2 separate regions of the Homo sapiens genome follow, and region 2 is linked to region 1. A link is a loop called in an ENCODE intact Hi-C map of the cell type or tissue named here. Cell type or tissue: endothelial cell of umbilical vein. All regions are shown on one strand.

What was found. Hi-C counts contacts between places; a loop is a spot of excess contacts. Peaks named below come from ENCODE experiments on the same cell type or tissue, not always from the same donor. Only the 100,000 strongest peaks of a DNase experiment are listed, where the experiment ranks them.
Region 2: a loop joins it to region 1, with 5 times the contacts of the local background. A loop is called at or near these places in 15 of 110 quality-filtered maps.

What each region holds. Positions count from the first base shown.
Region 1 is chr14:95,769,673-95,777,672 of GRCh38, reverse strand. It overlaps LOC105370644 (a long non-coding RNA gene), which reads left to right and starts at 2,719. Exons shown (of 3, transcript XR_944178.2): 1 at 2,719-2,807; 2 at 2,937-3,259; 3 at 5,821-6,102. RefSeq lists a silencer at 6,573-6,756. In endothelial cell of umbilical vein, a CTCF peak has its summit at 3,151 (motif pointing right); a DNase peak (open chromatin) is centred at 3,162.
Region 2 is chr14:95,437,981-95,445,980 of GRCh38, reverse strand. It overlaps SYNE3 (spectrin repeat containing nuclear envelope family member 3), which reads left to right. Exons shown (of 18, transcript NM_152592.6): 9 at 1-72; 10 at 1,353-1,496; 11 at 2,692-2,826; 12 at 5,906-6,067; 13 at 6,197-6,369; 14 at 6,819-6,948. Among named protein-coding and RNA genes, the nearest start is that of SYNE3-AS1, 74 kb to the left of the region's middle. RefSeq lists an enhancer at 6,225-7,424. In endothelial cell of umbilical vein, a CTCF peak has its summit at 3,298 (motif pointing left); a DNase peak (open chromatin) is centred at 3,280.

The DNA of each region.
Region 1 (8,000 bases):
ATACTAGAGGCTTGCTGGAGAACCACAAAGGAAGGATAGAAATGTTTTTATAAAAAAGATGACATTTGCATTGAGCCTTGGTGGTGAATTCTAAGTTCTCCAGGCCCAGGGGGAGGAAGGGCACTCCAGACAGAGAGAAGAGCATAGCAAAGCGGCAGAGCCCTGGTGGTGCCCACGTCTGCTGTGCAGTGGGCAGGAGCACAGGGCCCAGGCAAGCAGCTGGAGAGTAGATGGGGGCCAGACTCAGGAGGGCTCTTCTGTCAGGAGAGCAGCCGTGCCACCCACACACTCCCTGAGACTGGTGTCAGGTGCAAGGTAGGCCTGGGCTGGGAGCCTCAGATCAGCCAGAGATCCATTTCGCTTTCTATACAGGGATTTCATCATGAGAGACTGAGAGGAACACAGCTTGAATAGCAATGAGGGCCTTACCTCCTTTTGTGCACAGCAGGCAAGGCTGTGCCCTGCACACCAGGGCCTGGGCTGGGGGAGCTGGACCCCTGGAGACTGAGGCCCCTGCCTTCCCCATCTTACTCATTCTCACAACTAGTACCCCTTTCTCATTAATTACCTAATAATTGTTTGAATGTCTGACGCCAGGTGAGCCATCCACCAATTAAAGCCAAGGAAAGCCTGCAGCCCCCCAGGTGGTCGAGGGAAGCACCTCTGGGGAAAGGCCCGGCCTGGCAGGCAGGATCTGTGAGCTGCATTCAGCTTCACTCTTCACCACCTGCCTTTCTGGGATCCCAGTTCCATCCTCTGAGGAATTACAGCCTTGGGCTGTTTACTGCCAGTCATGTCCAGGCTCTCAAGGTCTACTCTAAGTCCAAGTCCAGACTTCTGTAGATCTTCAGCCTGAAAAAGGTTTTCTTCCTTTTCTACCCCAGAGACACAAAACCCTTAGAAGCAGCAAAAGCACAATGAGAAATTGCAGAAAGGAAACTGGGTATCACTTCTGGCTAATGTTGGAGTTTCTCTTCCCCACCCATGTTCAGGATAAATGACAGGAAAAGGGCAGAGGCATCAGGCAGACGGGGGAGACAAAACCTCCGTTGAAAAAAGTAAGGTTGGGGCAAGTGGCTTAGTTGCATGGGTCCCTAAAATTTTACCTCTGAATCAGACACCTGTGCCTACCCAGCTCTAAAAGAGGACCCAGAAAGGGCTGATCCCAACATGCCCAGTTCCTTCTCCCAGGCTCACCAGTTCGGTAAATGCTGCCACCTTTCTTGGGAAGGTGTGAGTAAGGTGAAGAGTGTGTGGCAGAAAGAGACCAAGGGTGTCGCCCTAGTGGAGGTCCTTCCACATGGAAACATAAGGAGTAGGGGAAAAATATCCCCCCTATAAGAGCTAGTAATGATAATAATGAATAACACATATTGAAGGCTGAATGTGCCAGACTCTAAAAGTGTATTGTTTTGTTTCCTCAAGACCATTTCATGAGGTAGGTAGTGGAGAAACTGAGGCACAGAAAATGTCACTGGCCCAAAGGTCACACGCCAGGTGATATAATTTGGAATGTGTGTCCCCACCCAAATCTCATATTGAAATGTAACCCCCAATGTTGAAGGTAGGGCCTGGTGGGAGGGGATTGGGTCATCGGGGCAGATTTCTCATGAATAGTTTAGTACCATCCCCTGTGGTACTGTCCTCGCGACAGTGAGTGAGTTCTCATGAGATCTGGTTATTTAAATACGTGTGGCACCTTCCCTCACCTCCCTTGCTCCTGCTTTCGCAATGTGATGTGCCTACCCCACCTTTGCCTTCTGCCATGATTGGAAACTTCCTGAGGCCTCCCCAGAAGCAGAAGCTGCCATGCTTCCTGTACAGCCTGCAGAACCATGAGCCAACCAAACCTCTTTTCTCATACATTATCCAGTCTCAGGTATTTCTTTATAGCAATGCCACAACGAACTAACATACCTGGCGAGTGTCAGGTAGTGAGACTGCACAGCTCTCTTTCCTGACCATTCACTCTAGACCAGCTCTCTCCTGACAGCTGGGGGACCTGGCGCAAGGCTCTTGACCTCACCATGTCTTGGGTCTCTCACCTGCAGAGTCATGGCAGTCCCCAGAGCATGGGGTTTGGTGAAGATCGTGCCCCGGATGTACTTCTATTTTGAACTTACTCAGGTTGGAGAGGCTGGATAATGTAGTGAGAGGGGCATAATGTGGTGGAATCAACCAGGAGGTTCAATTTCTTTCCCCTCAAAAAGGACCATAATAGGCCGGGCGCGGTGACTCATGCCTGTAATCCCAGCACTTTGGGAGGCCGAGGCAGGTGGATCACCTAAGGTTGGGAGTTCGCGACCAGCCTGACCAACATGGAGAAACCCCATCTCTACTGAAAATACAAAAAATTAGCCAGGCATGGTGGCTCATGCCTGTAATCCCAGCTACTCAGGAGGCTGAGGCAGGAGAATCGATTGAACCTGGGAGGCGGAGGTTGCAGTGAGCTGAGATTGTGCCGTTGCACTCCAGCCTGGGTAACAAGAGCAAAACTCCGTCTTAAAAAAAAAAAAAAGGTCATAATATCTACGTCATGCAGACAGACCAACGTCCGCGGTGTAGACCTACATCTACAGCACAGGAGTCTTATGAGTTAAAGCTGCGCAATGCGTAATAGCTGTTGTTTTGTTGCCGCTGCTGTCATAATTGCCTTGGGGTCTCCTGCCCTCCTTCCGCCACTAGACTCTGGTTTTTGTCTCCCAGAACCATCGCAATGTCTGGCATGTAACAGCCGCTAGATGAGTATGAGGTGGGGTGGATAGGCGTTACTTCTTCCTCGCCGCCCACCTTCCCACACCGCCCAGGTGAGCTCTCCAGGCCCTGTTAGCGTCCCGAATTTCCCTGTTAGTGTCCTGTTAGCATCCTGAATTTCCACTTAGAAGAGCACTCACTACTCTTGAAATAGATTGTTGAATTTTTGCTTTCCCTGCCAGATTATCAACACCATTAATGGAGGGCTGTGACTTTCTCATTCACCATTTACACCCACCCGTGGTACCATGGCGGGAATATGGAACTCACTCAATGGATGTCTATAAGATGGATGAACGAGAAAATGAATTGAGTGAGCGAGTGGATGATTTCACAGAACTGCTGTGTCCCGGACCAAATACAGGATCAAACCTTGACCCTGTGCAATTCCAGATATGACCAACAGAGGGTGCACTGCTCTGAGGTTCATAAAGATAACGCGATTTCTGTCCTTAAAGCTTGAAAACCAGCTGAGTGACTGATGCTATCCGGCACGTGGCTTCAGGTAATGCCCGGTTTAATGGCCTCAGTTGAAGCTGCCGACTTTCCACAGCTGAGCTCCCAGCCAAGCTGGGGCAGTAAGACAGCTTTGTTAGGGCTAAAAAGCCTTTTCTGTATTTCGAAGATGTAGGTACAATCCCAGTAAGGCATTCAATGGCATAATTTTATTGGCAGAGTTAGCGTATATTTTAATCAGGCATTAAAGATGGTGGGACTCACACTGGCCTGGAAATCCTGATTCTGTGCTCACCTGTATAAAACCTTGAACAAGGGGTTTCCTCATTCATTCACCCACTCATTTCATTTATTGGACAAACTTTTTCTGAGTGTGAAGTATGCCAAAAGCACAGGAATATTTGAGTTGAAAAGTCAAGTCCTTGTCCTTAGAGAGCTCAGAGATAAAAGGGGTATGATAGGCATGAAACAGACATTTCAACACCAGAGCCATCATACAGACTGTGTCAAATGGCACAGAGGCACAGAGAAGGAGCACCCAATTCATCCCAGGAGATGCGGTCAGGAAACAGCTCTAGGAAGAGGTGGCCTTCAAGCTTTGTCTGAAAGGATGGGTGAATGAACAGGTGCAGGGATGGAGTCCCTGGCAGGAGGACCAGCAAGAGCAAACGCAGGGAGGCTTGGAGGCGTGCGTCTTGCTTGAAGAAGTGCACTAAGGGCAGTTAGTGTGCAAAGTATTCATGCACGGACCAGATAAGGGCCTTTTGTACTGAGAGCAGAGGCCCTACTTCATCCAGATGGCAAAAGAGAACTTTTGAAGGATTTTAAGCAGGGAGCTGACAGGGCCAGTGTTGTATTTTGAAAGATCACTCTGTTGACCAAGCAGGCAATTGGGATGGAAGGTGGCTGGTGGGAGGAGGCCTCTCTGAGCTCAGTTTTCTCACCTGAGATGTCTGAGAGTGGAAGAAGATGGCCTAGAAACTTCCTTTGGGTTCAATGTTCTGTTTTTTCCACACACAGATATAGACACTTTAGTCCTTCAGCGTGAACAGAGGTTATCAGAAACACATCACAACTGGGGGTTGAGGGGGAAAGGTTTCCAGCAAGCTGGGGTCTAAAAATACCATGATCTAACTGGGTCTGTCTGTCACCCACTACTTCAGTGGGTCTGATGCGGTGTCAAGAAGCTGTTGTCTGTATCTGTCTGCAGCCCTAGTTAAGAAAAGCCTGCAGGAAGCAATTAAGAAGGGAAGATGCCACTCACCTTGGACGGGTGTCCCGCTGAGGCACTCTGCAGTTAACAAAGTGTCTAACAAAGTGTCCAAAGGCAGAACTCGAAGTCAGACACTTTCCTGGAGTTGTCCCTGACCTTCAGAAAATGGGACCACTGTGGCCTTTGTGGAACCTACGTTCTCCTGGTAATGCCAAGGAAAGAACCCAGAAAGAAATGCTCTCTATTCCTCATCCCAGGAGCCCCATGCCCAGGAGGGTTCCGTTTTGCTCATGAGGCAAGAGCAGAGGAGACAGGGAGATTTATGAGAAAGGGACACAGTCCTTCACAGGCAAGTTCACCAGATACAGATGGCAGAAAAAGTGTTCCTGGAAGAGGAAACAGCTTAGATAATGATCTCGAGTCAGGAATCGTACTAACCTAATGCGATTGTGTTGGGACAGGTCTTGAGCGTTGCTTTTTCAGTAATTGGAGACATCTCTAATGTCAAAGGGGACAGCCTGGGAGACTGCTCAGGTCTCGATGTTATATTGACAAGACTGGCAGGACTGGTATCAATGAGGGATTTCCTAGTCCTTGCAATACTGTAAACATTCACCTATAAAACCCCCTGGGTGGCCGGGTGCGGTGGCTCACGCCTGTAATCCCAGCACTTTGGGAGGCCGAGGCAGGCGGATCATGAGGTCAGGAAATCGAGACCATCCTGGCTAACATGGTGAAACCCTGCCTCTATTAAAAATACAAAAAAAAAAAAATTAGCCGGGCGTGGTGGCGGGCGCCTGCAGTCCCAGCTACTCGAGAGACTGAGGCAGGAGAATGGCATGAACCCGGGAGGCAGAGCTTGCAGTGAGCCAAGATAGCGCCACTGCACTCCAGCCTGGGCGACAGAGCGAGAATCCGTCTCAAAAAAAAAAAAACCCTGGGCCTGCCAGTGGTTATTTGTATGTGCACATTGATTTTAAAAACTTATAAGGGTATATGCAGTTTGAAACTATGTACGTGCATTTAAAAATACGTAAGACAGTGCTGTAAATTGTTTAGGTATTTATCCTTAAACCATGAAAGTCTGGGCAGGAAGACTGTATGCCAACTTCGATACAGAGGCAACCTCTGGGGAGACGGAGGCAAAGGTTTTATAACATCTGCAACGTTTTTCGACAAAGAGAATATGCTATTAAATTACTTTTCTATGTGTGTTTTAAGTGTTTCATAATTGGGGATTAACATATGAAAATGGAAATCACTGACAGCAATAATAAAACTAGAGCTCTTTTCTGGAATCCATTCATTCGGGTGCTGGTTCATCAGGGCTCTGCCTTCTGCAAGCCCCACTCTCCAGTCTGCCTCTCCCCAACCCAGACCTGCTCTCTTTCACCCAGACCAGGTGGCACCTTAGAATCGAGTTGCTTTCTCCAGACGCCTGACCCATCACAGCCGTAGGCCTTCCTGAGTCTGATCGGTGCTACAGAGATGGGATTTGAGGCCTGCATTGCCACTGGGTTCACTCTGCCACCTCCTACACCATCCTGGCCCAGACCCTAATGTGGCCTTCTATCTGATTGCTGTTCCAGAAGTGGAGGAGGAGAAGCTGCCCCTCCCTGGTGTAGGATCACCTACTCACCGCGGGCTCAGGTCAGTTCTCCATGCCTCTCAGCCCTGCCTGCTTGGTCACCATCCCCAGTGGAAACCCCTCCAGGCACCCAGTTTTTTCTACCACCTCATGTTGCTCCCTGACCCAAATTTCCTCTGCTCTCCTACCTGCCCCCTTCCCCACTGTGCATTCCAGAATCCCAGCTGTAGAGCAGGAATGCCCTCTGCTCTCATGCTGCTAATAAAGACATATCTGAAACTGGGTAATTTATAAAGAAAAAGAGGTTTAATGGACTCACAGTTCCACGTGGCTGGGGAAGACTCACAATCCTGGTGGAAGATGAAAGGCACAGCTTACAAGGTGGCAGACAAGAGAGAGTGAGAGCCAAACAAAAGTGGAAACCCCTTATAAACCCATCAGATCTCATGAGCCTTATTCACTACCACGAGAACAGTATGGGGGAAACTGGCCCCATGATTCAATGATCTCCCACCAGGTCCCTCCCACAACACGTGGGAATTGTGGGAGCTACAATTCAAGATGAGATTTGGGTGGGGACACAGCCAAACCATATCACCTCTCTATCCTGAACCTCTCATTCAGCTCTCTTCATCCTCCCTGCTGAGGCTTGGCTGTCTTCCAAGGGTGCCACTTCCTGACAGGCTTCTTCTCACATGAGGGACAGACACAGGCTGAAATTCTTCTTAATCCCCACTGCTCCTCCTAGACCATTATTTCTTCAGCTTCACATACAAAGCCCGTTCTTTCAGGATCACATCCTCAGGCCAGATAGTCCTATGCTGTTCCTTCCTGCCGTTGTCTCCAAAACCCCAGACATTCTTCTTTATTTACAGAGCACTCTGGCACCTGAACGCTGCACTATGAATGCCTTTGAGTATTACAGGCTGCAAACCTGCCACTGGCTGAATCAGCCCTGCACACATTATTTATTTGTTTTTAAATAGGAATGTGTATTAGCCAGCTCAGGCTGCCATAACAAAATAGTCCAGATTGAGTGGCTTAAGCAAGAGATTTATTTTCTCATAGTCCTGGAGGATGTAAGTCTGAGGCCAGGGTGACAGTAGGATTGGTTTCTGCTGAGGGTGCTCTCTCTAGTTTGCAGATGGCCATCTTCTTGCTGTGTCCTCACATGGCCTTTTCTCTGTGTGCATGCAGGGGACGCAGGAATAGGAGAGGGAGAGGGAGAGGGAGAGGGAGGGGGAGGGAGAGAGAGAGAGAGAGAGAGAGAGAGAGAGAGAGAGAGAGAGAGAGAGACAGGGAAAATAAATGAGCTCTGTCTCTTCTTATAAAGATACTAATCCTATTAGATTAGGGCCCCCAACCCATGACCTTGTTTAACCTTAATTACTTCCTTAGAGGATCTATTTCCAAATAGAGACACACTGGGGGCCAGGGCTTTGCCCTGTGAATTCTGGGGGGATGCAAGCTGATATGGTTTGGCTCTGCATCCACACCCAAATCTCATCTCGAATTGTAATCCCCACACTCCCCACGTGTCGAGGGAGGGACCTGGTGGGAGGTGACTGGATCATGGGGGCAGTTTCTCCATGCTATTCTCGTGATAGTGAGTGAGTTCTCATGAGATCTGATGGTTTTATTAGAGGCTCTTCCCCCTTCACTCCCTCTCTCTTTCCTGCTGCCTTGTGAAGGAGATACTTGCTTCTCCTTCACCTGCCTCTGTGATTGTAAGTTTCTGGAGGCCTCCCCAATCATGCAGAACTGAGTCAATTAAACCTCCTTTCTTTATAAATTACCCAGTCTCAGAGAAGTTTTTTATTGCAGTATAAAAACAGACTAATACACAAGCATTCATTCCATAAAATAAGGTGGATGTTGTTGGGAGCAAGCTCCCCAAAGTCTGGCCATAAACTGGCCCCAAAACTGGCCATAAATAAAATCTCTGCAGCAATGCAACATGTCCATAATGGCCATAACGCTCAGGCTGGA
Region 2 (8,000 bases), 330 kb after region 1:
CAGGTGGCAGGTTCCATGAGGGACAGAGACCTGCTGCATAACAGCCTCCTGCAGAGGAAAAGCAAACTGCAGGTGTGCAGCACCAGGCATCTGCTCGGGACTTGGCTTGGCCACGGGGCTGGAGCACCCACTGGGGAGGCAGATGGCCTTATGTTCTAAACTCAGCTCTGCCGCTTGCCACTGTGTGGCCCTGGGTGTATCCCTTTGTCCCTGACCATCTCAGCCTCCTCATGTGTAAACTGGGTAGGATTCTTGCATGGTCCCTCTAACTGGTTTCCTAGCCACCACCTGTCTGCCTCCCAGCCCTGTCCCCAAACCCCCTGCAATCAAATTGAATCCAGTCCAGTCTTCTGCAGAGAGTGACAGGAGGGTCAAATAAGAAAATGGTGATAAAAGTCCTTGTAAAATTTAAACCACCCTGGAGCTGGAAGCTCATATTAGTGACACATTTCAAAATGACTACACTACATCAATGACATGGCATGGCATGTTGTGGACAGCTTATTCTTTTAGGTAACAAATGTTTGCTGAGCATCTAATGATGATGACAATAATAACTATGATCTATGGGGCACTGGCTATGGGCCAGGGCATTGCTAAGAGCTCCAGATCCTTGATCTTATCTAATCCACATAAGAGCACTATGAGGGAGGTACTGTTATTTTTCTCGTTTTACACACGAGGACACTGAAGCAGAATGGTCAAGAAGGTGGCTCATGGTCCATATGGGGTACAGCCAGGACCCAGCCCATGATTTCAGCTCCCGTGCATGTTCCCTCCATCCACAGGGCCTGGTGCAGTTCTAGGAGCTGGGGGGATGAAGAAAGGAAGCCAAGGTCTTCACCCTCAAACACTCACAGCTTTTGCTGGTAGACACAAATAAGTAGGCAATTACTAGAAGACATCAAAGTGCTGTTTTACAGCAAGGGTTGGCAGACTGTTTCTGTGAAGGGCCAGACAGTGAAGGTTTTAGAGTCTGCAGGGCAGGCAGTCGCTGTCGCAGCTCCTCAGCACCACCACTGCAGCTATAAATGTATGGGCATGGCTGGGTTCCTATAAAACTTTATTTACAAAAACAGGCCTCTGGTGGGATTTGGTCGGTGGGTGGAGGGGTGTAGCTTGCCCCAGTTCTGGAGGGATGTGGCCAAAGTGTTCTGTGAGGACGCTGTAGTGACCCTAAGGAGAGGCACCCAACTCCATCAGGGCTCAGGGAAGGCTTCCTGGAGGGGGTGGCGCCTGAATGAGCATGAGCTGGCCGAGACGAAGAGCAGCCTGGCTGAACGGGTCGGGTCTCACAACACGGTGCTCATGAGGAACGCTCTTAATGTGCACACTGTCCTGTGTCTCTGCAGAGCCTGCTCGCTCAGCACAAAGACTTTGGAGCAGCTTTTGAGCCCCTGCAGAGGAAGCTCTTGGACCTCCAGGTCAGGGTCCAAGCCGAGAAGGGGCTTCAGCGGGACCTTCCTGGAAAACAGGCCCAGCTCTCAAGGTTGCAGGTGAGGGGTCTGTGAGGCCTGAATCACTCCTGCCCAGGTGCTCAGCTGCACCTGGAAGCAGCGTCTCCCTCTAGCAGTAACCAGCAAAGCAACAGCTGCCGTGAGCCAGAAATTTAGACCCTTAGTTGAGATCTGACCTTTCACCTCAACAGAACCTCTGCTTATTTATCTGATGGTTCCTGACCTCAAACAACTGAGTCTTGAGCTCAGCAAAATGACAAACTGTCTTTCTGTTTACTCCTCAGTTCCAAAGTCTAACATTGGTATTTGTTTTTAGAATTGCTTTGCTAAGTATTCTTAATGAGTCCAGAGGTGTTCAGTTAAACCAACTTTGGGATTAAGAATAAATGTTCTGAAACGTGGACTGTAAGTAGGCTGACCGTTGATCATTGTTGGCTGGATAAGGAACTTGATGGTTTTTTAAAATGCGCGTGATACAATAGTTCTCTCTTTAAAACCCAAGCACAGCTCATACATAAATTGAGAGTGTTCTCTAGAAGACATTAAAAATAGTGCATTTTAGGCCGGGAGCGGTGGCTCACGCCTGTAATCCCAGCACTTTGGGAGGTGAGCAGATTGCCTGACTTTAGGATTTTGAGATCAGCCTGGGCAACATGGTGAAACCCTGTCTCTACTTAAAATAAAAAATTTTTTTTAAAAAAGCAAAAAATTTAGCCAGGCGTGGTGGCGGGAATCTGTAACCCCAGCTACTTGGGAGGCCGAGGCACCAGAATCACTTGAACCCAGGAGGCAGAGGTTGCAGTGAGCCCACATTGTGCCACTGTGCTCCAGCCTGGGCGACAGAGTGAGACTCTGTCTCCAAAAAAAGAAAAAAAATAGTGCATTTTGGGTTTTAAAACTAAAATTGGGACGTGTTTCCTCATAATGAGAGGTGGTCATCAAGTATGAGTCCCAATGTGAGTTTGTCCCCAGAGATGCCATCTGTCTTGTAGCAGAGTTTATTTTCATGGTGTCCCAGAATATTTTTGTCTGATTTTTAAAATCTCTCCAGCCCTGAGAGTGGGCCCATCAGACCAGCCATGTGGTTGGTACTTCCGCTGGTATGAAAGAGCCCCACCGCCTTGGGGAATTCACCCCTCCCAGGCTCTCCCACTCAGAGGCTCTGCCCTGATCGGCCACCCCAAGGGAGGGAGAGGTGGGAAGATTAGCCTACCTGTTCCCTTCTCTACTGCAGGGGCTGCAGGAAGAGGGGCTGGACTTGGGGGCACAGATGGAGGCTGCAAGGCCTCTGGTCCAGGAGAACCCCAACCACCAGCACAAAATGGACCAGCTTTCCTCCGACTTCCAGGCCCTGCAGAGGTCTCTGGAGGTAAGGGGCTGGCAGAAGGGCCTGTGCTTTGACAGAGAGCCGGCCCCTGTCATCCAACACGCCTGGGGCCTTTCTTCCCCTTTCCTGCCTTCATTCCTTCTAACCTCTCTTTTTTCTTTCTCCCTGTTTTCTTCCCTTCCTCATTCATACAACAGACAATTATTGAGCACCTCCCATATGCCAGGCAGTGTTCTAGGTGGCCCTAAGGATGGAGGTAGCAGAGCATGACAGCCCAGGCCCCTGCTCTCCTGGGAGTTACGCCCCAGTTGGGTAGATGGACAATTAATCATCAAGCAAACAAGCCAATGCACAATTACATATTGAGATTAGGGCCAAGCGGCAAAAGAAGAGAGCAGGCTGCTGAGATCCTTAGGCAGCCCAGAACACAGGCGGCCTCGGGTCCCTTGCAGCCTGCACAAGGCCTGGAGGCCACAGAGCTTCATCGCCAGTGCCCTCTAGTGGCCACCTCAGCTCTTTCTAGGGTTTGTCCAGGATTCAGTCCCCTTCCAGCAGTAGGGATGGAACTCAAAGCTCCTTCAAAACTGGCCTGAGGACAAGTGGAAATGCAGACTCCAGGCCCCACTGTGACACTGATTCAGATGGAGTCCTGGGTCTGCCGTTGTAACAAGCCCTGAGGAGTATAAAGCAGGGTCTCTGGTGCTCACACCTCAAGAAAACCCAGTGAGGCAGTGAGAGCTCTCCCTCCTACCTGACATTGCACGCCCTATTTCATACCAAACATTCCTAACCTCCTCTTTACACTCCTGAAATTCATAGGGAATATACCCACCCAGGAAATAGAAAAGAGAAATCAAAGGAAAGTAATTATAATACAATATTGTCCAATATGTAAGTACTCCCAGATGGCCACACTCAAGACATAAGGAGGTGGTCAGAACGTGCCCTCCCTGTGTGACAGCCGCAAATGCTGTGTCAGGTGGCACAACCATCACGGCCTCTAGTGATGTGGTTTTCTGAAATGGGAACAACGCTTGATAGCACTTTGATCAAACCCAAGAGCAGTCTTCCATCCACTTACACAAAGGGTGCAGCTCTAGAGAAGTCAGTATGTTTGTTAAAACTGCAAAATCTTCCTTGTGTTTGTGTGTTGATTGGAGTGACAGTCTGAGCTCAGGTCATGCCAAGCAGGTTTTTTACTGCTGTAGATATTAGGAGGACATGAGAAAATCGTGTGGGATGTGGGCAAATTCTGCATTTGTGGACTATCCACCCCAGGGTGGAATGCGAGCACCCATCCCTCTCACTCCACCTAGTATCACCCTCACCACCTCTATCGCAGCAACTGCAAACCCTCCCCACCAGTTTCCAGGACATAAGGCATCACCTGTGGAGCCCCATTGGTGTAAGTGACGATTAATGTCTGGTTGAATTCATTTAATTACATTCAATAAACTAGCAGTTAGTAGTTTCAAGGTCGAGGCAGTAGAGAAATAGGACACACTGTCCTCACTCCTCAGGAGCCCATAGAAACCCGTAGAAGCAGCAAAAGTCTCCTAATACCTCCATCCAAATGATGGGCTAGATTAGTCGTTACGAGAAGCAGCGTTAACTGAGCATCACTCGGTGTTGCAAAATGATGATATTCCAATTCTTATTGATTGTTTATATTCTTCTTTAAAGAGAAATTGCCCTTTTATTATTTTGGTACCCAGTGCTTGTTAATCTAATATGTCCTTCCCCACAGCGAGGCAGTCTCTGTGTCCCCCTGGGGGGCAGGTATCTGATGTTGGAGATCACAGCTCTATGTACGGGAAGCCCTTGGAGGCGTCTGGTCTAATGTTGGCACACAGGGACCAGGAGGGGACAGTGGTAGGGACAACTCAGAGAAGTGGAGTTTTAGATAACTTCTCAGGCCCTCATTGATGGCTCACTGAGGACAGAGGCAGCAGTCTCCCCAGCCCCTGGTATGGGCCTGGTATCCAGCGATCTCAGTCAGTGTCTGTGGAATGTAGAAGGCAGGGCCTATGGTAGCCCTGCAGAGAGTCATGATGACCTTATTCAAGGAACACAGCTGGAATGGGAACGGCAGGCCCTGGGGTCTGACTGGTTCATGGCAGGCTATGTAAAGAAAGCTCCAAGGGTCTCAGGCTGGGTGGCCAGAGGCATAGAGAATGGCTGCCCTTCTGGGGACAGTGTCCACCTTTCCTGGTGACAGAGAGCTGAACAATAGATTGGCCCAGGAAACAGTACTCAGGAAAAAGAACAAAGAAAGACTGAACGTGAATATCTGAGTGTGCAGCTCGATTACTTTTTTTAAAAATTAAATGCATCTGTGTTACCAGCACCCAACTAAAACACAGAATATTACCAGCCTCCCAAAGCCTCTGTGCCTGCGGTCATGCCCAGCTCACCATTCCCGACCCTCAAGGGGGGCTCTGACTTCATGCTTCCCGCAACATAGCTTGGGCTTGCCTGATGTTATCCTTCATTTAAATTGAATTGGACAGAATGTTTTCTTTTGTGCCTGGCCTTTAGCTCTCCAGATGATGGTTGTAAATTCATCTGCTGTATTGCATGTGGTTATAGACTGTTCATTCTTGCTGCTGTAAAACATTCCATTGTGTGAATATACCACCGTGTATTTATTCATTCTACTCTTGATGGGCACTTGGATAGTTTCCAACTTGGGGCTGTCACATGTATGACCTTGGGTGAGGATATGTTCCCATTTCTGGGACATACACCGGGAGTGGAATGGCTGGGCCATCAGCTACAGCCACGTTCCATTTGGGTAGATTCTGACCCGTGGTTTCCACAAGTGGTTGAGCCAATTTACACTTGGATCAGTGGTGGACAGGAGATCCAATTTCCCCCACCCTCACCTAGACTTGGTCGTTTTCCTAAAAGTAAGATAGGCTTTAAACCAGATTTGATCTTCCAAGGGTAAATTCCTTGTGCTGTGTGGAGGGAAGGGCCAGCCCAGCCTCTTGTGGTGCTACTTGGTGGGGAGCCCTGGGGTCCCCAGCGGGTGTGAGAGCCCTGCAGGGTGGGGGTGGTGCGGGGGTCTCCCCCTCGGCCAGCACTCAGGATGCCCTGGGCTCCCCGGGCTGTGCTGCAGGACCTTGTGGACAGGTGTCGGCAGAGTGTGCAGGAGCACTGCACCTTCAGCCACCAGCTGCTGGAGCTGCGGCAGTGGATCGTTGTGACCACGCAAAAGCTGGAGGCACACCGGGGAGAGGCGGGCCCGGGGGATGCCGAGTCCCAAGAGGCCGAGTTTGAGGTAAGGCGGTGGTTCCCTCACCCACTTCCCAAAGAAGCAGCCTTGACAGGCCAACGTTCCCACACCAAGGAGCAGAAACCTCCCTCCACCCTCACCGTGTGTGTGTCTGTGTGTCCGTGTGTCCTTTAGAGGCTGGTGGCAGAATTCCCGGAGAAGGAGGCCCAGCTGTCCCTGGTGGAAGCGCAGGGCTGGCTGGTGATGGAGAAGTCTTCTCCGGAGGGTGCTGCCGTGGTGCAGGAGGAGCTCAGGGAGCTGGCAGAGTCGTGGCGGGCCTTGAGGCTGCTGGAAGAAAGTCTGCTGAGGTGAGAGTGCCTCCTAGGCTCTGAGCGTTGTCTGGGACACTGCCCCTTCTCACTCAGGGACACTCAGGTGCTCGTGGAGCAGAGGGCCAGGGTGCTGCCCAGTGTGGAGCCAGGGGCCGTGGGCACCTTCACACTTTGGCCCAGTTGGCTATTCTAGCAGGAGCAGGAGGAGCCAGGAAATGTCCCCGTCTTGGGAGTTAGCCTCCAGTCTATACTGGCTTGAGCCTCAGTTTCCCCATCTGCATCTATGGGCGTACGCACGTTCATGACAGGTTACTCTGAGTTTAAAGTCAGAAACCGGATGTGAGCATGCCTCAGGAACATTCTCACAAACTTCAGTGGGGGGCACTGACTCGTGACCCGTGGTTCCCCAATTCTATTACTTTTCCCATGTCCTGGTGGGTCCCCACCACATCTCTGCATTGACTGGGCTGAGTTTGTCTTCTCAGCCTCATCAGAAACTGGCATCTGCAGAGGATGGAAGTGGATTCGGGGAAGAAAATGGTTTTCACCAACAACATCCCAAAGTCAGGATTTCTCATCAATCCCATGGATCCTATTCCCAGGCATCGTCGACGCGTGAGTCTGTCTAGCAGGGCTGTGGGAGAAGGGGCCAGGCCCCAGGTCAAGAGGTGGGTAGGGGTCTCCAGCACAGGCCCCTCCCTGTCTGGGGCAACATGCTCTGCTCTGAGGACTTGGCCACGTCCTGTCTCATTTGAGCCTGCCCCAGCTGTGGCCAAAGAGCATTTGATCCTACTCCACAGAGGACCTCAGAGATCCCAGAGTCTGCAGAGCCAGGCCACCAGGGCAGTAGGGGTATCCCTTAGCCAGTCAGATACTCACCTCTGTGAGCCACTAGCAGCAGCTCCTGCAGGGAAGAGAGTGTCGGGGCTGAAAGCTTCCTGCTGGCCCCAGATTGGAAACCGAAACCATACAAGATGGGAAAACTTTTCTGCCATGTTTCATCCATCCCTTACTGCCTCTAAACAAACTTGAGCTTTGTGGAAAAGAAAGTTATTCCTTGTTATTCAAATACATCAAATTATTCATTTTCCCATTCATTCTTTCATCCACTCCTCCATTTGCTGAGTGCTACTTTGTTCCAAGAACTGTGCTCAGAGCTAGGATACAGCCGTGAGTAACGCTTCTGACCCTCAGAGAATTTGGAATCCGGCATAGAGCTTTTCAGTGGGCACACAGCCTTGTATTAAAATGCAGGTTCTGGGCTGGGTATGGTGAGCTACACCTACAATCTCAGAACTTTGGGAGGCTGGGAGGCCAAGGCAGGAGGATTGCTTGAGGTCAGGAGTTTGAGACAAGCCTGGGCAAGATAGCAAGACCCCATTTCTATAAAAAATATTTAAAAATTAACTGGACATGGTGGTGTGCTCCTGTAGTTCCAGCTACTCAGGGGCCTGAGGTGGGAGGATCACTTGAGCCCAGGAGTTTGAGGCTGCAGGGAGCTGTGATTGTGCCACTGCACTCCAGCCTGGTGACAAAGCAAGACCCCATTTCAATCAATCAATCAATCAACAAAAAATAATGAAATAAGATAAAATGCAGACTCTGAGTTAGTAGATCTGGCTAGGGCCCACAATTCGATTCTGCATTTCTAACAAGCTCTCGGGATA